3 separate regions of the Mus musculus genome follow, and all the other regions are linked to region 1. The links are chromatin loops, found by intact Hi-C in ENCODE. Cell type or tissue: left cerebral cortex. All regions are shown on one strand.

The links. Hi-C counts contacts between places; a loop is a spot of excess contacts. Peaks named below come from ENCODE experiments on the same cell type or tissue, not always from the same donor. Only the 100,000 strongest peaks of a DNase experiment are listed, where the experiment ranks them.
Region 2: a loop joins it to region 1, with 12 times the contacts of the local background. A loop is called at or near these places in 2 of 42 quality-filtered maps.
Region 3: a loop joins it to region 1, with 12 times the contacts of the local background. A loop is called at or near these places in 2 of 42 quality-filtered maps.

What each region holds. Positions count from the first base shown.
Region 1 is chr8:45,554,698-45,562,697 of GRCm38, forward strand. The region is part of intron 1 of Sorbs2 (sorbin and SH3 domain containing 2); the gene reads left to right. Among named protein-coding and RNA genes, the nearest start is that of Gm16351, 46 kb to the right of the region's middle. In left cerebral cortex, no CTCF peak of the experiment used is centred here; DNase peaks (open chromatin) are centred at 3,414, 3,989 and 4,712; H3K27ac peaks cover 2,149 bases.
Region 2 is chr8:45,710,703-45,718,702 of GRCm38, forward strand. All of the region lies in intron 2 of Sorbs2 (sorbin and SH3 domain containing 2), which reads left to right. Among named protein-coding and RNA genes, the nearest start is that of Gm30635, 36 kb to the left of the region's middle. In left cerebral cortex, no CTCF peak of the experiment used is centred here; DNase peaks (open chromatin) are centred at 3,797 and 4,937; H3K27ac peaks cover 379 bases.
Region 3 is chr8:45,695,702-45,703,701 of GRCm38, forward strand. All of the region lies in intron 2 of Sorbs2 (sorbin and SH3 domain containing 2), which reads left to right. Among named protein-coding and RNA genes, the nearest start is that of Gm30635, 21 kb to the left of the region's middle. In left cerebral cortex, no CTCF peak of the experiment used is centred here; DNase peaks (open chromatin) are centred at 3,476 and 4,601; H3K27ac peaks cover 1,993 bases.

The sequences.
Region 1 (8,000 bases):
TGTGAAGTTAGCTTTTGATGTTGGTGTCCTTGATGAAAGGAAAACAACCTTTCCTGGCATTTCCTTTCCTCTCCTCTGATCTGTATTTCCAGCCCACAGAGGTCAGTGCACACGACCGCCCATTCCAGCTTTGAATGCAACTTCAAGACACAATCCACGCTCTGTGTGAGGGCTTTAATACAACCAACATCAATGTCTGCCAACCACAGCTACACTTGACACTGCTCACACTTCTAATGTAGTAAGCCTATTAATTCTCAAATCTGCTGAATGTGCACACGGCCACCAATTTGTCTAAATTTGGGAGACAGTATCTAATGAAGAACCACCAAATGCATAAAATAACCCCCATTTTGTACGAAAAAATTGGAATCTGTTTTCTCCTCCTAACATATTCCATTAAAACAACCACCATAGGATCCTATCACTTACCCATTTGTGCTACATGATATCACTGTGCCTACACAAAGATTTTAGAAAATCTCAATCTCTCTCTCTCTCTCTCTCTCTCTCTCTCCCTCTCTCTCTCTCTCTTAGGGCCAATGATCCATCTTCATAAAGGAACAGTTACATATTATAAAATATGTAGTATTTCATATATAGTAAAGTATGATAATACATTAATTCCCTTTAGCTGAGCCTTCCTGATGAGTTTTCTTGCTTAATTTTAATCCAAGTGGAGTTTTGTGATATGAGTTTGTGACCAAATGTTTTCAATAGTAGTATTTTTAAAAGAACAAGATGACTTTGGCCTAGAAGATTCAAAGATACACATTTAAAAGCTAGCTATATTTTTGTGAAAATAAAACAAAACCTTATAATTTGCCTACTAATTACGTTTCCAAAAAAAAAAAAAAAAAGCCAATGTTACATTGTATGCAACTGCTCTCTTAGTTACGGTTTTATTGCTGTGAAGAGACACCTTGACCAAAGTGGCTCTCACAAAAGGAGACATTTAGTTGGGATTGGCTTACAGTTTCCGAGGTGGCAGAGTCCAGGCAGACGTGGTGCTGGAGAATGAGCTGGGGCAGCAGGAGGAGACTGTGCTACGTTGGGTAGAACTTGAGCATAGGAGAACTCAAAGCCCTGTCTCCATGGTGACAAACTTTCAACAAGGCCACACCTCCTCCATTAAGGCCACATCTCCTAATAGTGCCACTCTCTGTGGGCCAAGCATTCAAATACATAAATCTAAGGGACCCAAACTTATCTACCCCACCACAATGGCTGTTACTCAGGTCCCCAGGGGGGGGCTTGCTGAATAGAGAGTTCTATATTCAGTGAGAGAACTTGTCTCAAAAATGATAGTGGACCTGTGATTCATAACAGCAGTGGTTACCTGCACAAACCCTGCACAGATGGGGTCCATAGACATCCCGTCAGGGATGGAGAAGGGACCATAAAGCCCCACCCTTGCTACAGGAGCCGTAGAACATTTAGCTTTGCAGTGGAGGCAGAGTCATATTCTTCAGTGGTATAGCCACTGGTACATTGCTCCCATTCCAACAGCCTTGCCCACCTACGCTCATTCAGACAAACCTAATCAAATGCATGAAACACACACACACACACACACACACACACATACACGCACACACACACACACACACTCACACACACATACACTCACACATACACGCACACACACACACACACACACTCACACACACATACACTCACACACACATACACGCACACACACACACACACACACATACACGCACACACACACACACACACTCACACACACATACACTCACACATACACGCACACACACACACACACACACACACACACACACACACACCACAGATATTTTGCTATTAGGAAAGATTGTTGAGGTGGCTTTCATTCTATGCTGTCTTATCTGTGCCAGTCATGGTCCTCGTATGGTCTGGGAATGTGAACGTTAAGATCTGATCACAAAGCAGGCAAGTGACAAGGACCTAGGACGAGAGTATTGGGGCTCCCAGCTTGAACAAAGGATGTTATCCTGACCCCAAGATCAGTGCAACTTGGAATATAGATGTCATGCCATGGCCACTGATTTACTCTTCCCACTGAAAGTCTGAAATCGCTGCACGGGCTGAGACTGTGTGCAGCTGTGCCTGACCATGTGTTCTCTTGGGATACTTCAATGGAGCAGAGTTCATATGGAAGGGAATTGCTCAGACACAAGCAATGAGTTCAGAAGACACTGTGCATCCAAGACAACTTCTGAACTTGGACCTTGGTTAGTTGCCTTTGCCGCATTGGACCTGTCACTCACAAGAGCTAGTTTTAAGACAGAGGAATTTGGTCTATAGATAACCCTATTGCCTTATCAGGCTCCTGTCAGCTAGCTCTTGTTGACATCCGCAATAGTGTCTGAGAGGCTCTGCCAGTGCCTGACAAATACAGAGGTGGATGCTCACAGTCATCCATTGGATGAACCACAGGGTCCCCAATGAAGGAGCTAGAGAAAGGGGTTTGTAGCCCCATAAGAGGAACATCAATATGAACTAACCAGTACCCCCCAGAGCTCCCTTGGACTAAACCACCAACCAAAGAAAACACATGATGGGACTCATGGTTCTAGCTGCATATGTAGCAGAGAATGGCCTAGTCGGTCATCAATGGGAGAAGAGGCCCTCTAGGTCCTGTGAAGGTTCTATGCCCCACTATAGGGGAATGCCAGGGCCAGGAAGCAGGAGTGGGTGGGTTGGGGAGCAGGGGGAGGGGGAGAGGGGATAGGAGATTTTCGGAGGGGAAACTAGGAAAGGGAATAACATTTGAAATATAAGTAAAGAAACTATGTAAAAAATCTACAAGTATGGAAAAAATAATAATGGGGGGAAAAAGATAACCTATCGCCCACATTCGCTCTTCTTTTCTGGATCTTCGATTTTTGAGAGCCCACAACTAAGTCACATTCTATCAAGTCTACAATGAAGATATCACTTTACAGCAAGGAAAGCAGATGTTGTTAGTCAGAGGTGTTCTCTAGACCCTACCACTCACTAAGGAGCTATTAGCAGTTTATAGCTAATGGCAGACGGAGAACCATTCTTCTTTGAGGGTGTGATCATTAGCGGGTATCCCATGGTTCAGTGGATGGTCCCACATCCATGAAAGTATGAACAGCACTAATTAGACATAGTGAGTTATTAAAAAAAAAAAAGAGTAGTAGTTGGGAGGGGTGTGATGAGAGGATATGGAGAGAGCTGAAGGGAGTTATGGGAATTAGGAGGCGTATATAGATCTCGGGTCTCTTCCTAGCTCACCAAATGATCACTGTCCTCTTGTCTCTTCTTCAGGCAGATGCTAGACTGGCAGGAGGTAGTCTCCAGGCCCCCTTCATTCCCTGGCAGTTGGTGATTTTCGAGTCCTGGTGATGCATGCTGTGGCAGCAGGGTGCCATTTCTGGGATGACTGTGTGTTTTGTTCCCTTAATGGGGACCTCAGCAGCAGTCCTGTTTGGCATCAGCTGGACTGTGTCAGCACAATGAGACTGATTGGCTGAGCATCAAAAGCAGACCCTAGAGAGAGATTGATTCTGACAGGGAAATAATTAAAGGGGGAAATTGGTGCCTTGCATGGTAAGACATCTGCACACTTGCGATGCTCTTGGTCAAGTCTCCAGCACAATATGTGCTTTAATGAGTATAGACAGAAATGCCCAAGGTTAAAGCCATTCATGAAATTAAAATAATAATAATAATAATAATTAAAAAAGAACAGACATATACAGATTATGCATAGACAAGAAAACCATCTTTTAATTTTTAAAAGACTAATTCATCATAAATTTTACATTTGGAGCCAAGTGCTTTGTTGGAAAATTAGTTAGGCTTCAATTTAAATGTTATGCAAATACACGAGCAGCCTGAAGCAGTTGGCAAGGATTGCTCCCACTTCTCCAACACCTCGTGCCAACATTTTCTTCTGCATTGGTCCTTTTGCTCCGATCTGTCTTGTATTTTCTACTTTAATATGTCCCCGTGCTTTTTTAGCCGTTTAAAAATAGGAACACTTCCATGATTCAGCCAAGCCCTGACTTGACATCTATGAAGATGGTACCAAGTGGTACCAAGTGGATCCAATCTCTTAGTATCAGTGAGAACACTGAAGACTCCTGAACATCAGCCCTGTTGGTGGATCTGTGCCATCATCAACCTCAGCCTCTAGCACTTCATCCTCCATGTGGAAGTGGTTGCTGCCTCTGGTGTTTTCCAACCTGTCCATCCAGATTCAAGCAAGCTGTTCTTGGCATCAGCCTCTATCATCTGAGGACAGGGCAGCCCTAGGAAGCCACATCCTAGGTCCAGCTGTTTTCCTCTGCATCCCCTTTCCTCATGATGCACAGAAACCTCGGTTCCTTCTAATCTGTGAATCCTGATCCTTTTGTTCCTGTCCCTCCACATCCAACATCCTTTGAAAACCCAAGATGGTCATGTTGTCACTTCTTGGCAGCTCCACGCTTAATATTGGTCACAAGGCCAGGAACTGATATGTGTTATTAGCTCAAAATATCAACTTGTCAAGATATCTGGGCCAGAAAGAATGTGTTAGGAATTTCCCTCATTCTTGCTTTTGGATGCTGTAATTGTCCTTTCACATCCTCGCTCTTTCTCCTTTTAGATCGTGGGGAACTATAAACTATATAAAAATTAACCATGGTAACCATACTTCCACTGGTATGAGACATTCACACTAGTGACTCAGCACCATCTGTCTCCAGCGCCCTTTATGTTCCCAAACTCACATTCTAGTTCCACTAAATATTGCATGTCTTTGCTCCTACCTTCCAACTCTTCTGTCTCTAGCATTTGACTACTCCGAGTACCGGGTATACCTGGAATGATGCAATATTTGTTCTTGTGTGACTGGCTTAAGTTGCTCAAGATTCAACCATGTCAGTAGCACATGTCACAACGGATTCCCCTTTGGAAGGCTGAATATCCACCCATGAATATGCATAGTTATGAATATTTATAGTATTAGTGCATTTACATATTTATGTATATGCATATTGCCACCAGAATAGCTGACTCATCTCTCAGTGGACACTGGGTTGCTTCCATTTTTCATCAGTGATAAATGACATTGCTATTAATATCAGTATACAATCAAAATCTTTCTTAATTACATGAAGGCTTTAGTTAAAAAGAAATGTTACAGAGCTGTTCGAATAGACATTTGCGATCATGGCTCAGCTTTGCCTGTTAAGGATGGATGGCACAGTCCTACTTGACAGATAAAGTCAAGGTTTCCTGTGGCTCTCCATTTCCTTTCAATCCTGATTCTTCTGTAGTCACAATTCATTTCTTTTAGCAACCGAATGTTCCAGTGTATGCTGCTTCATTAGGGTTGCTGATCCAAAAATAAGAATAAAATGTTTTATGCATTTTTTTGCAAGAGGCAGATAACATAAAGTTGGGTGAGGTAGACAAACAGACAGATGATAGATAGATAGATAGATAGATAGATAGATAGATAGATAGATGACCTAATGTTAGCTGGGTAGAGAGGTGGGAACAATCTGCAAGGAGGTGGGGGAGAGGAAAATATGAACAAATATATTGTATGGCAAAATTTAAATAAAAAGGGGTAGAGCCCATACAGTAAAATATGTAAACTATGGAGTAGGTGAAAGCGAATGAAGCAAAGAAAGAAACGTCATCTACAATTATATAAAAATATAACATAGAAGTGTTTCCTCGTGGAATTTTTTTTTTTTTTGGCAAATTCATTAAATCCCCAATTCTTGCTTATTGATTCAGTCACGCTACCAAGTACAGACTCTAGATTCTGGTGTTTTAGACCTGGAAGCCCTCTTGGTGACAGCTTGTCTTAACTCCTTCATGTGTAATAAAAAGGTCTGGGCGGTTATCAAGATTTGTTTTTATTCTGTTCATCTATTCAGCATTCAACTACCTGTATCAAGCTGTGCTTAGCAGGCTGTCTTTGTTCCTGGTCTTACAGTGGTCCCCCCCTCCCACCCCTACCCCTGTTCAGCAAAGGGGAAAAAAGCAAAAGCATTGAAATGCAACAGGCCAGTAAGAGAAATACTGAGTTATAAAGAAAAAGAGGACACTCATATTCAGGGCATGCAAGCAGGCTTTGAGGGAAGATGTGTGCATACCGTGGCTGATAAGTACCTATGTGAGAGGTATTGAGGGTCGGGGGTGGGGTGGGGTGGGGTGGAGGGAGTTACGGATTACATCTGTTAGAGGAAAATGAAAGATTTCCTGCCAGAGTATTTCCTGTGGCAAGCCTCCAAGGAAGTGCATGTCCTCCATAGCAGAAATGAGAAAACTCGGGGCGAGGGGTGGGCGTGGGAGGGAAGCATGTTCTCGGGAAGTAAAGGGGTGCTTGACAAAGACGTATGTGGAGGAAGGCTTACGTGGCTTCCTGAAGCCACAGAGTCGGTCCTGGTTACACCATAGGATCCTCAGTTACAGCACCTGAACCTTAACGTATCCTGTCATGCTCAGTTATTCTGAGAAGCAAAGGAAACAGTCTGTAGATGTGAAGTTCCCGGGCGCTGGACCACAGTGACGCTCCATAAGCATTAACAGTGTTAGCAACCTTTGTATTGCAAAGAAGTTTTCCATGCAGGTTGAGGTAAACTGAAAAGAATTCTGCAGAAAGTGTATAGCATTAGGAGGTTGTACCTAAACAGAACACACACACACACACACACACACACACACACACACACACACACGCACGTGCGCACAGTGTAGCTTGATTGGAATGGCAGAAAGCAGGAGATTGAGTACATTTACTTGTGCGCTTGTTACTGTTGCATAGCCATGACTCAAACACCCGAGAGACCAACCCAATGGAAGACTGGTTTTGACCCATGACTTCTGCAGGTTCAGTCGAGTGTCCTCAGCCCCATCAGTTCTGCGCCTGCGCCCAGGTCCATCATCTTGGCAGGGCGGAGCTGGAAGAGGAGGAGCTTAACCTCATGATGGACAGGAAGCAGTGAACCTAAAGGGAACTACAGGACAGAACTGGGATAACTTTTAAAGCACACCTGCTGAGGAACCTATTAGTCAAAACACGAGTTTGAGAGGGACAGTCTCGGGAGATAACTGACATCTGGACTGGTGACATGTGAGCCAAGAAAGCCGTATAAAATCTGACAAAATGGGGGATGGGAGAGACTATGGTGGGAGGAGGAAGAAAAGGCAAAGATGAACGTCGAGAACCCTGGTTAGAGCCTGGGACACACTGAAAGGTAAAGCATGGGTCGAGGTGACAACGGTTTCTAAGTCTAAGAGACCAGTGAGAGCCAGGATATTAGGCCCACAGTGGGTCACATGGTACAGATGGTCAGACAAGGTGATGCGTAGGGAAACAGCGTGTGCACTTTGTGGTGGTGAGGTCACTTCCTGGCGAATTTGGATGAGTAGATGGTATAGGCAGACACCATCGTAGAAATGCTCTACTGGCACTGAGATTGGTCGTGAGTTGGGAGAGGGATTCATAGAATGAGAAGGGGTTCGCTGGATGTTATTCTTTTTTCTTAACATCATTGGACCTCATTATGTTTTTAAGTGCAGAAGAAGGTGACGATCGATGAGCTACAGATATTTGCTGTGAGAAATTAGCCAGAGGAGATTAGAGTTAAGAGCTAAGTCAGGAAGCGTAACCTTGGAAGGAAATGGACAAATCCTTCACCTCAGAGTACAGGAAAACAGCCCAGATGCTGTGAAGACACAGGCTGGAGAAGGGAAAAGTCACAGGCTACAGTTTAACCTCAGTATCAGCTTCAGGACAAGCGGCAGACATCCTAGTTTCATTCCAAAGCTTCAACCAACATTGTGACCAAAACCAGCTTAGTGGGGAGGGGTTATTTCAGCTTACAGTCCATCTTCAACAGAGGTCAAAGCAGGAACTTAAGGCAGGCCTGCTTGCTAATCTATACAACACTTCCTCCAACCTTGAAACTACTCAGCAAATCTGGTACAGCAGAAACCATGGAGGGTGCTACTTGCTAATGGAATCA
Region 2 (8,000 bases), 160 kb after region 1:
AGGAAGAGAGTGTAGTATGACCTGGGACCACATCAGAGACAGTAATTACATCTGCACCTTCTGTTAACTGACCATCTGGTCAGAAGTATGTCTAAGTCAGTCTATGGCAGTTTAAATCAGTGATTCTCAATATGTGGGTTGCAACTCCCATAGGGATCCTGTACCAGATATCCTGCGTATCAGATATTTACATTACAATTCATGTATATGAGTACACTGTAGCTGTCCTCAGACACACCAGAAGAGGACATTGGATCCCATTACAGCTGGTTGTGAGCCACCATGTGGTTGCTGGGAATTGAACTCAGGACCTCAGGAAGAGCAGTCAGCAGTACTCTTAACCACTGAGCCATCTCTCCAGCCCCTACATTACAATTCATAACAGTAGCAAAATTACAGGTATAAAATAGCAGTGAACATAAAATTCTACAACATGAGGAAGTGAGTTGCAGGATATTTGAACAAGCTGTGAACCCCAAGATTGTGTTATTTACCTGAAGAACCCGTTTCTAGTTGTGGTTGGCTCAGCCCTAGTACACACCTTTAATCCAAGAGCTTTCTGTTTACTGTAAACAGGAGGATTAAATAAAGTCAACCATAGGCCAAGAGTCGGAGCCAGCAACCAGTTGACAGGAAGTGAACATAGGAAAAGAAGACAGAGAGCAAGAGGGAGTGGGGAGGATAGGTAAAGAGACACACAGGAAGTAGAAAGGAGGGACCTGGAGGTTAGGGATTTCTGAGCATGGTGGAGAACTTCCTTTGGGGATATCAGCTGAGGAGGAAGGTCAGCTGGGTGCTTTCTCTGCCTCACCCCAGCATCTGCCTCCCAAGCTTCTCTTGATAAAATCAAATGTTTGAGATTTTGTTAAAAATGAACGAACTATATCAAAGGGTCACAGCATTAGGAAAGTCAGAAAAACCACTGCTTTAAAGGAAAATGAAATTCGGTATAAAACTGGGGACGGTTTCCTTATAATGAGGCATAAATATAAATTTAATAAGAGTGCTCGAGTTTTCTAGCCTCCACCTGTGCTCATACATTTCTTGTGGCTAAAAGCTCAGTTACTTTTCGACATTAAAAGCCACAGAGGCGTTAGCGAGAGAAAGCTTTGTTGCCCACCATGTGAATAAAGATGCCGGTAGTATAGGGCTAGTGTACCAGCCTTGTGTGACTTTTCCTAGGTGATGTAAACACCTAGTCACTCCATACAAAAAGGGCAAGGATAGACCAAAAAAAAAAAGGGTCCTAGTGAAGTCTTTCTGGGTTGCTGGTGAGGTTACTGGGGGTAATTTCAGGAACGTGGGTGACTTTTAAGGAACTGAAGCACCAAAAGTCTCATCCTAGACAAAATTGATCTCTTATATAATCTCAGAGAAGAGGGGAACCCCAGGAAGACTTTTGGTGATTCGTGAAGTCTTCGGAGCCTACTAAGCCACTCTACCTCTGTGGTGGAAGAGGCCTAATCTCATGGGCCTTTCACTCAGGTCACCACAGTGGCTCCGTTTCCGGGAAGGGGGTGGTTATGTCTGACCCAGAGCAAGCAGGCAGCTGGACAGTTGGCAGGCCCTCCTTCATGGTTTTAGCTCTGCCTTTTTTTAAAAAAAAAAAAAACAAAAACAAAAACAAAACAACAACAACAAAAATCCCTCCCTTTCTCTTTTGGTCCTTTTGGGTCCCACTTAAGACCCAAACAAAGTCTACATTTGACATTCTACCCAGACGAAAAGGACAAAAAAATAGGCAAGCAGGACCTTTCCTTTAAAGAGTGTAGTCTCTTGAAAAAGGCCCGCATGACGTCCTCTCAGGCCCACTGGCTAAAATGTGGTCAACAGAACCTGAGAACTGTAACCGGAGCCTGGTAAAGTCGTGAGTCTAGCTAAGATCCCTATAAATAAGAGGTAAGAAGGGAAGGTTTAGGAATCTGAGGATGTTACCTCCCCTGCTGCATAACCTAACTATAATTGATAAGAGACTTTATGTGCAGTACTACTGGGGCTTTGTTTCCAAACGTCAATTAGGAACGTCATTGGGCCGTTTCAACAATTGAAGGAAGATGTCTCACCTTGTCAAGCGCTACTCATTTACAGCTAAACCTAACACCTTCTGCTAAGCTAGTCATAGCCAAATTCAGCTTGTCACCAAGATATCAAGACAAACATTCTTGGAGCATGGGGCTCTAGCCCTCTGCCTTGGTTTGGTTTATTTACGACAAAAAAAAGTAGGTTGAGGGATGGAGTTGCAGAAATTGATCCGTATAACTGTTACTCTAGATGTCATGAAACTGATAACCAAATGCTGCAGAGAAAGGGGAAAATTGTTCAAATCGGCTTAGTATAGAATGCCCTAGCCTGGTGACATTGAATAATTCATTGTAGTGTACACTACACGCTGATTTGAGACTCTCGGTAAAACAGGCAAGACTGCTATTCCATTCTTCCTGGCTTATTCTTGACTTAATTCAGAACTGCAGCTCCTACCTGCTGCTTCCATGGACTAGATAACACTCCAGCCTGCCCACTGGTTTGTGATGTTAACATTACTGCATATTACCTAATGCATTACTCCATTGTCTTGATCCGACAGACAATAGGCAAGGTGAGTTTCTGAAAACCAGATTCTTCTTAAGTGTCTCCGGGCAAGCTTGCTGCTTCATAGAATCTAGCAGTCCATCTGCAGAGAGTTGGGCTCATTGGCAGGGCCAAGTCTGTCATCCAGAGGCCTTCGGTTTGTAGCAGGTTTACACATTGTCAGTCAGTTTTGAGCCAAACTGAGAGGGGATGAGAGCTCACGACGGGCCTTATGATATTATAAAAAAAGGGAGTGTGTCGGAACTCTTGCACATGTTTGACTTTCATTGTGCAAATGAAGAAGAAAAGTGCACACAGGACAGGTAGAGAGTGACCTGAAGGCACCCACCTAATTAAGTACCACACTCTGGACGTCAAGCTCATGGAAAAAAACACTTTCTGGTCTTGACTCTCAGAATAGCATAGTAATCCTAGATGCAGTAAACAGAGCCTTGAACACACACTCAAAACTGCCCAAATTTAGTGACATTGTATGTGTGTGTGTGTGTGTATGTGTATATATATACATATATACCTATATATATAACATGTTATATATACATATATATGACAAATTTATAATTATTAAATAAAGTAGTAATCAGCAATGAAAAAGAACTAATGATGTAGCAAACAGTTCTCAGTTTTCCCTTGGATTTCTCAAACTTTTCCTATATTGGTTAATATAATGCTAATTATATTAATACATGAAGCCATCATTTGAAATTATGTATGATCAATCCTCATACTTGGTTACTATGGCATTGCGTTCAGGGAAAACAGCAGCTTCTGTCTTTTTTTTTTTTAATTGGCCTACTCTTTTTTTATTATTATTATTAGATATTTTCTTTATATACATTTCAAATTTCAAATGTTATCCCAAAAGTTCACTATACCCCTCCCCTCTGCCCTGCTTCCCTACCTACCCACTCCCACTTCTTGGCCCTGGCATTCCCCTGTACTGGGGCATATAAAGTTTGCAAGACCAAGGGGCCTCTCTTCCCAGTGATGGCCGACTAGGCCATCTTATGATACATATGCAGCTAGAGACACGAGCTCTGGGGGTATTATTTGGTTTTATGCCAGGGATCTTTCTGTTGAGTACATCATCTCATCCTATCTTCCCTCTGATCCTCACCTGCTTATGACTGTGGAAACCGATGAAGAACAACATATAGTGGCTCTCTCTATGTCTGCCAGCTAGGAAGCAACTGCCACCTCATTCACTGTACTGTCCTGACTACGAGCAAAGCCAGATGACGTCTCTCGTAAGTGTACACACAGCAAGCAGTAGACTGAGCTCTGGTCTTTTCCCTTTCATGTTTCCTCTCTATTCCTAGTTTAACTCACTTGACCTGCTTGTATTTCTTAGTTTGTGTCACATCCTCTCCATTGACCTAAAGCTACACATATCTATAAGCACTTATTTTCTGTGGTGAGGTACCCATCTTCTCATACCTATGTGTAATGCTGTTATGTTAAGAAATTAGTAAACAACTGGATAATTTCATAAAACTAATAATATATGTTGAATGCAGGACCACAATTGGAGAACAAAACAGCCTTGCTCTGACACCAGACACATTCTTGGCTCTCTGCATCTCCTCCTTTTGTTCAAAACAGTCTGTGTCTTAATATCTTACTGGAAGTAAGTGGGTTTTTTTTCCTTTTGGCATGTTGACAATGGAGCAGTTATGCCCTATAATCAAAGGAAAACATGAACTGGCCATCGCCTAGCAACTCACTAAAGATTACTCCCAGGGAATAATTTATGGGTCTGAGGGTAAGAGCATGCAACGTGTAAGTTCAAAGCCAACAGACCCCACACTTGCTCATTAGGGTCTTTTAATCGCCTACAGGCACATGAGCATGGTTTTTGAATGATACCACTGAGCCCAAAAGCACACACACACACACACAAAATGTCACACATGGGAAATTTCACGTGAAAGAAAGTCAAGAGCTGCACCCTGTTTGGTTTTTTTTTTTTTCTGTTGTTGAAAATCTAATTACAATTAGAAGTCGCTAGTAATAATTTTGCCATTCTGCTGCTGTCTTTGCTAAAGCCTCTTCCACCTTCTTCATGTAAAGAGACATCTGTCACACAAGGGTGGTCTGCGTCACTGCAACCTGGCCTTTCCTGACGTGTTCCCCCAGTGGGCATCGTCTCTGCCCGTGAAGTCTGCTGTACTGAGATCAGTCAATCAAACGAGCTCCCACTCACTCCCAGGAAGCCGCAGCACTCAGAGCCTTAATGAGCCAAAAGAAGGTGCGATCAACACAGACTTCATTCGGCCATCTGTGAGGCAAAGAAACAAATATGGCTTGAGAATACTTCCTTCTGTCTCTCCAATCCATGACTTAATCCAACTCCGTTTAAAATCGTTTATGCAGAAAAACCCTGACTGGGGAATTCATTTGAATGATGACCAAGGCGAAGGAGGATTCCATATTTGAAATAATTTATCCAGGATTCACACCCTTGAAGGCTAGGGGATGTTCACTTCTTGCTAGCAGAGGAGGTTCCATGTTGGCAACTGTGGGTCAGCCCCACTTCTAAGAGCTCTGTGCATTTTGATCCATGAATTATTCCCACAACCCTAAGAGGTGGGCTGCACTGCCAGCCCTATTTCTAGGTGAGGAAACTCTCTCTGACTCAGACAAAGCAAGCGAGGGACTTTTTACAATTACCCATCTGCATATGGCAGAAAGGGCTTTGACAAAGCTGACTGGGCTCCCGGTTCAATGCTACTGCTTATAACCTGGATCAATGGGGGGCAGCATGGTCCCCTACTCCAGTTACTGTTTGGAAACCAAAGGTTGCTGGGATGCTGCCGGTCCTTAAAACAACTCCAGTCTGGCTCATGAGCATTTGCTCTGAAATTCTCTTCCTGTGCCCGCTGTCTCTCCACAACACAGAACATGCACCCATTTCTATTTATTTCTCAAGCAGCAAGACTTCTTCTGGTGAGGGTCTTGCTATGCACTTCTCATTGGAAGCTAAAGAAATGCCTTCATTGAAATGTATGCTGTGACACGCTCCACTGAAATTCATGGAGCAATTAATGTATATTATTACTTACCCACTGGGCACTGAGTATTTTTTTTATTCTTCACTGACACTGTCTTTAAGGTGTTTATACTTAAGGGAAATGTGAATGAAACCATCATTCCGCATGCTCCTAAAGGATTTAAGCTCAGGCTATGTTTTCAGTCAATTATATTTCAAATGATGAGATAATTTTTTTTATGTACTACATAAAATAGTCTTAAAGTTTGTTTTCTAAGGTATTTCTTTTTTTCCCTCACTTATTGGATATTTTCTTTATTTACACTTCAAATGTATGTGCTCGCTTCGGCAGCACATATACACTTCAAATGTTATCCCCTCTCCAGGTCTCCCCTCTGGAAATCCCCTATTCCATCCCCTCTCCCCCTGCTTCTATGAGGATCCTCCCCCACCCACCCACCCACTCTTGCCTCCCCACCCTGGCATTCCCCTATACTGGGGCATCAAACCCCAACAGGACCAAGGGCCCCTCCTCCCACTGATGTCTGACAGGGCCATCCTCTGCCACATATGCATCAGGAGCCGTGGGTCCCTCCATGTGTACTCTTTGGCTGGTGGTCCATTTCCCAGGAGCTCTAGGGGATCTGGCCAGTTGACACTGTTGCTCCCCCACAGGGTTGCAAACCCCCTCACCTTCTTCAGTCCCTTCTCCAACTACTCCATTGGGGACCCCGTGCTTGTCCAATGGTTGGCTGCAAGCATCCACTTCTGTATTTGTCAGGATCTGGCAGAGCCTCTCGTGAGCAAGCACTTCCTGGCACCCGCAATAGCGTCCAGGTTTGGTCACTGTATATGGGATGGATCCCCAGGTGGGGCAGTCTCTGGATGGCCTTTCCTTCAGTCTCTGCTCTACACTTTGTCTCTATTTTTCCTCTTGGGAGTATTTTGTTCCCCTCTCAAGGTATTTCTAAAGTGTAATGGAGTACCTTGTTATTCTGATAAGTTAGAGTCTATAGAAGCAGTCAATTTTATTAGTGTTTATCCTGATTTTAAACTGTCAATAACATTTTTCTTTGTCCTCAATTCCTGTAGGCTATAGTTGATGTATTTCTTTAAGATAAAACAATTTTATTATTTTAAGATGTTTCATTTTTGAGATATTTATATATGTATATGATAACACATAATTATATCTACCCCTCATTTTCCCTTTTGAGTGCCCCAATACCCTTACAACTTCATGTCTTTTTTAAAAAATATATAACCTACTAAATCAAGACTAAGTCAAGTTGGTACTACTCATGTATGGGTGTGGAGCCATTCCCTGGAGTATGTAAAGTCTACCATTTGCCATATACACCATAGAGAATGTTTCTCCAGCGCTTTAGAGACGCCTCTTTGGCTAAAAGTCCTTATTCTTGCAGAGGACCCAGGTTCAATTCCCAGCATCCAGATGGTAGATCACAGCCATCTATAACTGCAGTTCCAGGGGATCTGCTTTCCTCATCTGACCTCTGATAATACCAGACTAGCACATGATACAATACATACAAGTAGGCAAAATAATCGCATAAAAATAAACCAATAGGCGATTCCCCCACAGTTACTGACAATAGCTCCTCGATAGAGGGTAAGGCTTGAATAGCTTGATTCTGTGCAGGTCTTGCACAAACAACTATAGCTTCTGTGAGTCTATGACTGTAATATGTAAAGATTGTACATCACAGAACTCCTCACTGTTCTCTGGTTCTTACAATCTTCCTGTTATCTATGATATTCCCTAAGGCTTGGTGGTAACAGAATTAATATAGATATTATTGTTTAGGGCTGAACACTCAGTCTCCTATCTGTAGCTCTTTGATTTGCTACATATCTTTCCAGTGACTGCTGCTCAAGAAAAAAATAAATTCCCAGACCAAGGTTAAAAGCAGCCTAGGTCTATACATACAAACATGAATATCTGGGAAGCAATTTGACAGCATGACCATTTAGCAAATTATCAATAGCCCAAGGGCCTATGACTTTAGCCAAGGGGTATCAATAAGGATAACCATACCAGGAATTAAATTTCCTCCTATTGAACATGCCTCTAATCCAATCAGACACCATTACCCATAATGGTGATGCCGCCTTTGCCCCTTGCTTGGCAGGGCCTTATTGTAAGCCCTTCCCCAATTTGTTATGCTTTCCTTAGAATTCAGGAGTAGTTTGTGGAGGGAAACGCTGCAGATTGCAGGAGACAAATTTAATGCTGAGATAAAGTTTCCTCAAGATCTTCCTTTTCTGTTTGAATAATCCTACCTTATAGTATTGTAAGAGAATAAATACTAATGATGTTAGTCTTAACATCAACTCTCTCAGTTTAGGCAAATTATAGAACCAACTATTTCTAAAACTAACTATGATTAAGTAAATTCTTTTA
Region 3 (8,000 bases), 140 kb after region 1:
TAACCCAAAGCCAAGCATTCTCCTCTCTAGCCCTTTTTGATTTTTTTTAACTTTAAAACATAACTTCTTTAGCTAAAGAGCTTACTCACACAGTAGCTGGTCTAACAAGACTCCATATTAAGGAAAGACTCAAACACTTTGAACATCTAGTGAGTAATTGTGAATATATATAAGGTAAAGAAGAAACCGCCTGTACAGATTTAGGTGACTTCTGAGATATGCCTGATGTTAGCCAGGCCTAAGCTGCACTGGTCCCCACACTCAGGTGGGATTCAGACATCAAGATCATGTCACAAACTTCTCCCTTGTTAGTGACCGCATCACCTTTCACCTCTAAGAGGACTCCCTCACGAAAGAAGAGTCATGAGGTTTTTAATTTAATTGAATTTGGTTCATAATTCCAAAAATGTTTTCTTCATATCATTAATGATCTGATGTACTACTTTTAAATTGTTGGAAATTTGGAGAATATGCATCAGTATTCACTATGTATATTGTATTATATAACATTTTAATATTCAGAGTTTACTGAGACATATTTCAGTGGTGATGTTATAAAACTCTGTGGGTTATTTTCAATGTTAAAACATCTTTGTTCTCGTTACTTGTTCGTGCAACCATTCCATGATACTCTCTGCTTGTTAATGACAGTGCCTGCCTACCTATAACTTCTCAGTAGGTAGAATACACTTTTTTTTTTTTTTTTTTTTTTTTACCATATAGACACTTAGAGTTAACACTTTGAAGGCCTCCAAAGAGCTTCTAATACAATTTCATGGTTTTTCAATCTTGGCCTCCACTGGGATCCAGAATTGAAAATGGGCAGAGACCTCATTTCTTTGGGGTGTCACTACCCCATGCTTCTTGCTACTAGGATCATCTTGCTTGCTTGCTAGCTACATGGCTTCCTCTCTCTCTTCTTCTGAAATTGCTTATATAATACACCACTGAATAATATTTCACAAATTCACCTTCATATACACACACCCAGTGTTGAGTTCCTTAATTTTCATATCCCCTTGGGTTAAATCAGAGTTGAGTCCTTGAGTTGCTAATTGACAAAAGACTCCGAGTCTATACTTCAGCCAGATATTAGCTTTCTAAGGCCATTGAAACAAAGGACAATAATTTGGTAACTCTGTTATCTCCCAATTCCCAAGTCTAGAACACTAAAATTAAGGAGTTAAGAGGGCTAGGTTGCCTCTGAGACTGTTTTAGGGAAAATTCCTTCTTTGCTTCTACTAAGGCTCTAGTGACTTCTAGCAATTCTTGGCGTCCCATGACTGTGGTGACAAGATCATAGTCTCTGCCTCTGTGATCACACAAGTCTTCATAACTGTCTCCACATCAACCTCAAAGTCTTTCTTGCCCTCATTCCCCCTTGATAATAGTCATTGCATTTAGGTGCCCTACTCAGTTAACTTTGTATCTATAAGGATGCTACTTCTAACCAAGGCCACCTTCATGGATACTGAGTGCTATGAATGCTGATTTCAGCATACTTTCTGGGAAGACACAACTCATCCAACCATAGTGACTATTAGACATGGAGTCTCACCAAGCAGACAACAGCTTCAAAATATCTCCTGCAAGTTCAAAGCTTCTCAGTCTCAACATTCACTTTCCTCCACGCCCAGACAGCGAATCCACTCTGTAGGAGCTAGGGAAAAACGTGGGCATCTGTTCCAAGTTATTTGTAAGCAGAACTAGAATACAGGAGAGGAGTAGACTAATAGTCCCTCAGTATCACCCAGGCACTTTGGTTCTCAGACAATACTTGAACTCCTAAAGAACATACAAACATCTCCCTAAGACATTTTCCTAGGTGCTATGAATCTCCTTGTAATTGGTCCCTTTGTTTTTAATTATTTCTGTCATACTTCAATGCCATTCCTATTCACACACTCTATCTGAGATAATCCTCTAACAGGATGGAGTTTCCTACATCCTAACATGTTCTTTGATTGCCTTGACTTTGGAGAGCAAGGAAATGCCCTGGAATTTTTTGCTGTCATGAAAACAATTTAGAAGGTCGTTGATCTCCACTGAATTTTTCCATCTTTGCTGATGGTTTATTTTGTATAGGAAAAAATTTACTTCCTCCATTGTAAGTCATTGTTTTTACATGTGCATGCTTTTAAAGGAAGATCACCCATGGGGCACAGGTATAAGATTGTGGGATTTGTTTGCCATTATTATAACCAATACTAGTCTGTGTGCTAGTTTTCCTGAAGCAAAAAATATGGATGGGTGGTTGAGTGGGTGGATGGGCAGATGCAGAGACAGACAGGTAAATAGATGATAAATTGATGGTAGACACAGAAAGAGAGAAAGAGAGAGGGGAGAGAGAGAGAGAGAGAGAGAGAGAGAGAGAGAGAGAGAGAGAGAGAGAGAGAGAGATGGGTAGATGGATAGATAGATGGGCTTACAGATATTGGTAGGTGACAGACTGACAGTACTTCCTAGTCTTTGATTATTGTAACAGTTTTTAGTATAATGACAAAGAGCATCTCACTGAAAAATGAATACCAAGAGGCTTAATTAGGCATGACACTGAAAATGTATTTTATAAATATTTTGCTAAGTCGATAGGATAGGAAGTGATTAGTGAGGTGGTTGTTTTGCCTTATGCTGCTTTTAGAGCCCATTGACATTCCTCATCGGCATTAACCATCTGACATGTTTTCCACTTGGAGGAATAGTCTGTTCTGAGTTCCAATTCTTCCTCTATTTCCAGTGTGCAGGCCGAGAGTCTCTACTGGAATTACCAGGATGACACTGTGCACTCAAGCAAACCCTGAACATCATTGAAAGGAGGATTTTTAAATTAACCATTTGAGTTTTCCAAACTCTAAGCCCTTCTCAGTGTGTGGTCACTTGGCCACAAGAAATCCCTACAAAACAGATAGGACCGTGAGTTGCCTTTGTCATAATAGAAGAATATTGACCAATTTAGTGGTCTCCATAGGAATGTTCAGTATAAATATATCCACTGATTGTCTTTACATTACCGTATCATTGTGTCAGGAAGAATAAGATTGGGTAGAATTTTGAGCTGGGACAGGAAGGAATCTCTTCCCAGATCCATGATAGTTAACATCCCGCCATCCCCTCCAAAGGCACAGCTCCAATGACCTAACTTCCTCTCGCTGGTCCCATCTCCATCCTTCCTGTTTACTCAGAGACAAGAAGGCTAGGACTTGCTGCCCAGCTGCACAAGCAGTGATGTGTGTAAGTAAAGCCCAGATCTATGCAATCCCATTATCTCTAAGGTAGGGTAAAGTTGAGCTTTTTCAATTTTCTAGTTCTGAGATACCCAGTGTATAGCAACTGCTGCAACCAGGATCCTATGCCAACGGCTGGAGCAGTCACACAAGGGTTCTCTGACATTTTAGACTCAGAGGGACTAGAATGACATTTTAGTCACTTTCTGAAGGTTGTCTTGTTAGTGACAGAAATAACTGAGTTACTGGTATTCTCTAACAACTTTCTGCATGCAAATGCTGCTCTTATTTTACAAAATAGCAAGTGCTACTGAAGCATATGACTTAATACGTTTTCTCTGACACCCTGATGGCATCGTTGTTAGTCAGATTGCCATCTTTATGACAAAATATCTGATCTAATCAACTTACAAGGATCTGTTTTAGTCTGTGGCCACTTGCCCTGTCAAATGCTCAGCTGCAGCTGAACATCAGGGTATTGAAACATGCAGTGGAGGAAGTCTGTTTACATCACAGAGACCTAGAAGCAGGGTAAAACAAGTGGGGGGAGCTTTGTGTCCCAGTGTCCTGTCTCAGGCCACCCCATCCCACCCCACCCCCGTGACCTCACTTCCTCCTACTTGGCTCATCTCTTCAACCTCTTCTTCCATTTCTCAGTAGTACCATAGGATGCTGACCAACTTTTTATCTGATATGCCCTTGGGAAACATGTAAAGGCCAAACCATGAAGTGTCCATTTGAGTGATATTTACAAACAGATAAAAGGAAGATGACTTATGACTTTTAAGTGACAGTGGTGGGTCCGCATCCTCACAGAGAAGTCTCCACTGCCAATTCAGGGCTCTATCTAGTGAATGACACCAAAAAAAAAAAGAGCTCTTCTTTAATATAAACTGAATGTGAAGGAAATAAGTACTTGAAAAATTGCAGCTCACCATCTGGGTGACAAATGTGTATTTGGGGATACTTTTTCTTTTGATAAAATTAATGTTGATGTTTTAAAAATTCAAATTATATTCTCAATATTAGCTTGTATATTAGACTTCCAACCCAATGTTTTTACTATTTCTCCGTAGCATGAAAGTATTCTTTGATAACAAAATTCCATTAGCTACAGAGGAAATTAAATATATAAATTGTAACACCCCTCAGGGTAAAATACTGAAAGCTAGATATTTTCTAATGTTAAACATTGAAATTCTTAACATTGAGTATGTTATATTTCTCTGAGTTCCCCCCAAAAAAGAAATTATGTAAGTCCTACTGTACATGAAAGCCCTGCGCCCGACCATCCCCACCACCACCACCAACATCACCACCACCACAGTAGATTGTGATCGGTCTAAAACTGAACAGAACCATCTGGAGTGTGAATGGCTCATCAGACTAAGGCAAGGCAAGTGAGAAAGTCCTAAAGCCCTCTCCCAGGAAACTGAAGATCTGCCCACTCCCTGTGCTCACAGACCAGAGACAAGAACTGGGCTCTGAGACCCTGGCTCCCAAAGCGGCAGAACTGTGACCATCATTTGTCAGGTTGGAGAGGGCTGGCCTAAACCAACTCAGGGCAGACGAGAGACACCCTTCTCTTTACTTATTGAGGAAATGGAATGTGGGGAAAAATCTCAGATGGAAATACCGTGATAGACCACACGAAGGAGTGCTGTGCGTGAGGAGAGCTTTTCTTAGGGAGAAATGAATAGAAAGTCAAAGAGAAGGCTACACCTACCCAACCCTGTATCACCACACTGGAGCTCAAACTTTGGGTCTGGCTCATGCTAAGTGAGCTCACTACCAGCAAACAAAGTCCTCAGACTTTTCCCCCACCTTTTTTTTTAGTTCAAGACAGGGCCTCCATAATTTGCCCAGGCTGGCCTTGAGCTCACTCTTCAGCCTGACCAGACTTTGAACTTGAAATTCTTCTGCCTTGGTATACCAAATAACTATGATTACAAACATATAACACTCGTCCCAGGTTCTCTTTCTTTGTCAACTCTATATACTTAAAGATTTATTTATTCTCTTACACTCTCGCCTCTCTCTTGCCTCATGCCACTTGATCCCCCTCTTTCCCCATCCCCTCCCCACCCCCTCCACATGGTCATGGCCGGCCTCCACTTCCCTACTCTCTCCTTCTCTCTGCCTTTCTCTGCCTCTACTACTCTCTTAACTCCCCTCCCCATGCCCTGAATAAACTCTGTTCTATACTATAAAATAACAAGATTGATTTATTTATTTTATGTATGTGAGTGTTCTATCTGCATGTATTCCTGCATGACGGAAGAGGACATCAGATCCCATCATAGATAGTTTTGAGCCACCATGTGGTTGCTGGGAATTGAACTCAAGACCCCCAGAAGAGCAGCCAATGCTTTTAACTTCTGAGTCATCTCTCCAACGTAACAGTTTTAAAGTATATGTTCCCTGAACAAAGTTTTATTTGCTCAATACTGGGAAGACACACTTTACCAGATAAGAAAATAGAAGAAAGGAAAATAAGAAAGTTTCTATAGCTCTCTCTCTCTCTCTCTCTCTCTCTCTCTCTCTCTCTCTCTCTCTCTCTCTCTCTCCACACACACTCATGTGTGCACGTGAAGGCCAGAGATTAAGCCAGAGTGCCATTCCCACAAATACTGTTCACCTCCTTTGAGACAGTATTTGTCGTTGGCCTGGAGCTCACCAGTTAGGTTAGACTGACTGACCAGTATATAAGGCACAGAGCTTTACCTGCCGTCTCCACCTCCCTGGCACTGGGATGATAGCATCTACCATCACTCCTGGTGTTCCTACTTGCTGGGGACCTCACCTCAGTTCTTCATGCTTTCACATCAGGTGCTTTTCAGACCAGGCTATTCCCAGCCCCTTATTTTAAGGGTATTTGTTTGGTTTGAGGCATGTTTTTGTTTGTTTGTCTTTTACTAGTTGGTTCTTCAGCTCAGAATGGTCTCAAACTTAATACAATCTTCTCCCATCCTTGAGTGTTAGGAGTCCAGCTTTCAGTCATGGTGTCTACCCACACTCTATTATCTGTGGTAAATGCTCTACACCTGTCATCTAACCCTCACAGCAACCAGAAGCAAGTTAAGTATTCTGTCTTATTGGTCTGATTTTACATCGGAGGTAGGAAACGTGGGAAGCCTGACTCTGTGTCTTGGGTGACGTCTTCCCCGAGAACGCACTGGTGAGGTCACTGGTCAATGCTGGCAAGGGACCTGGTCATCAGACCGACTTCATCCCAGGCCAGATAGACATACTGCTGGGATTTGTTTCTGGTCTTTCTTTTGCCAAAGCATCAAAGCAGTGTGACTTAATGAACTGCTTGATTGACTGTTTAAGACACCGGGGAGGTCTCGTAAGAGCCTGGGGAATGCCGTCATCTTAATTTACTTTTTTTCCTGAGCTTAGAGTCACCATGAGTGAGTTTAGGATTAGGGAAGGCTCTCTGGTTGGAATAACTTGTGTTATACTGTGCTTCAGTTTGTAAGGATTTGGTGAATAAAGGAGACATTTGGTCAACCAGATTTAGCCAGGGCGTGGCTCTTTGACCAAACACTAATCTTCCCAACCCTTGCGTGTCCGTGGTTGAGGCTGTAAGGAATGTTTCTCCGTGCACATACAGATCCGCTCAGATTTCTGGTGTCAAGCACAATGGTGTATGCTGACCTAGCAAAATATTCTCAAGACATTCCCATCCACAAACTCTTTGCCCGGGGAGGCAGGTTGTTTATTAGCTTGGTTTTCTTTTGACAAGCTAAGCTCCTATCTGAGTGAGAGGTAAAGACAAAGGTAGAAACCAAGGGAAACTGAGGCCAGTTTCCCTCAACAAATGTAGACCCCCAACCAGTGGGAATCACAGCCATCGTAAGCATCTATAAGACCTTGGATCTTTGTAACCGAAGACAGAACCTTGATGCCCCCCTCGTTCTACCTGCATAGATGAAAGACAGATTTTTTTTTTATTGAACAGCCCAGTAATCTCTTCAGAAGTTATTTCATCTGAATGTACTAAAGGCCAAATAATTATGTTATGCATGTAAATTGTAAGCATAAGGCCACAGCACAAAGACAAGTTAATCTCTAAGTCAATCATATTCCCTAGACTTAGTCATTAGGAAAAGTACCAAGTCTACCCTGAGCATATTCTCAGACAAACATTAGCCAGTAGTTCACAATGGTGATCAAGGTGTGTTTTCTTGGATTTAGTTACTTCTTCTGAACCAGCTATTCATCTTGCTTTACATTAAAATGTAGGATAAACATATTTTTTTATCATAAAATAAGCAAGCCAGGGGGCATTTTGGGAAACCATGTTTGTTGTATCGTCATGATTTAATTACCTCAGTGAGCAATTTGCTTCCTAATGAAGACAGTCTTGTTGAAAGAACTTGTTGGACTTAATCTCTTCAAACATTTCTTTATTCATCATGCACCCCAATGATCTGATAAAAGGTCTAGTTTGGGGATTTGACAACAAACCTGCTAAGATTCCATTAATTTAAAAATAAAAAAGCACTGACCTATCCAAGTAAACTTCGCTCACTATAAATGCCCTACACAGAAGTACCAAAAACACCAGCAGATTTGCTAAATTTTTCTAATGTTTACTTCTATGTATTTTTACCATATGAGGAGACATTACCAAAGTCTGTTGACCCTGCATTGATTTGGCTAGCCGTCATGGCTATATAAACAAGAGGACATCAGCATAAAAGGTGGTCTTTCCTTGATATTCTACCCATTTTTCAGAAAGGATGAGAACATATTTTGCTGAAGCTACTT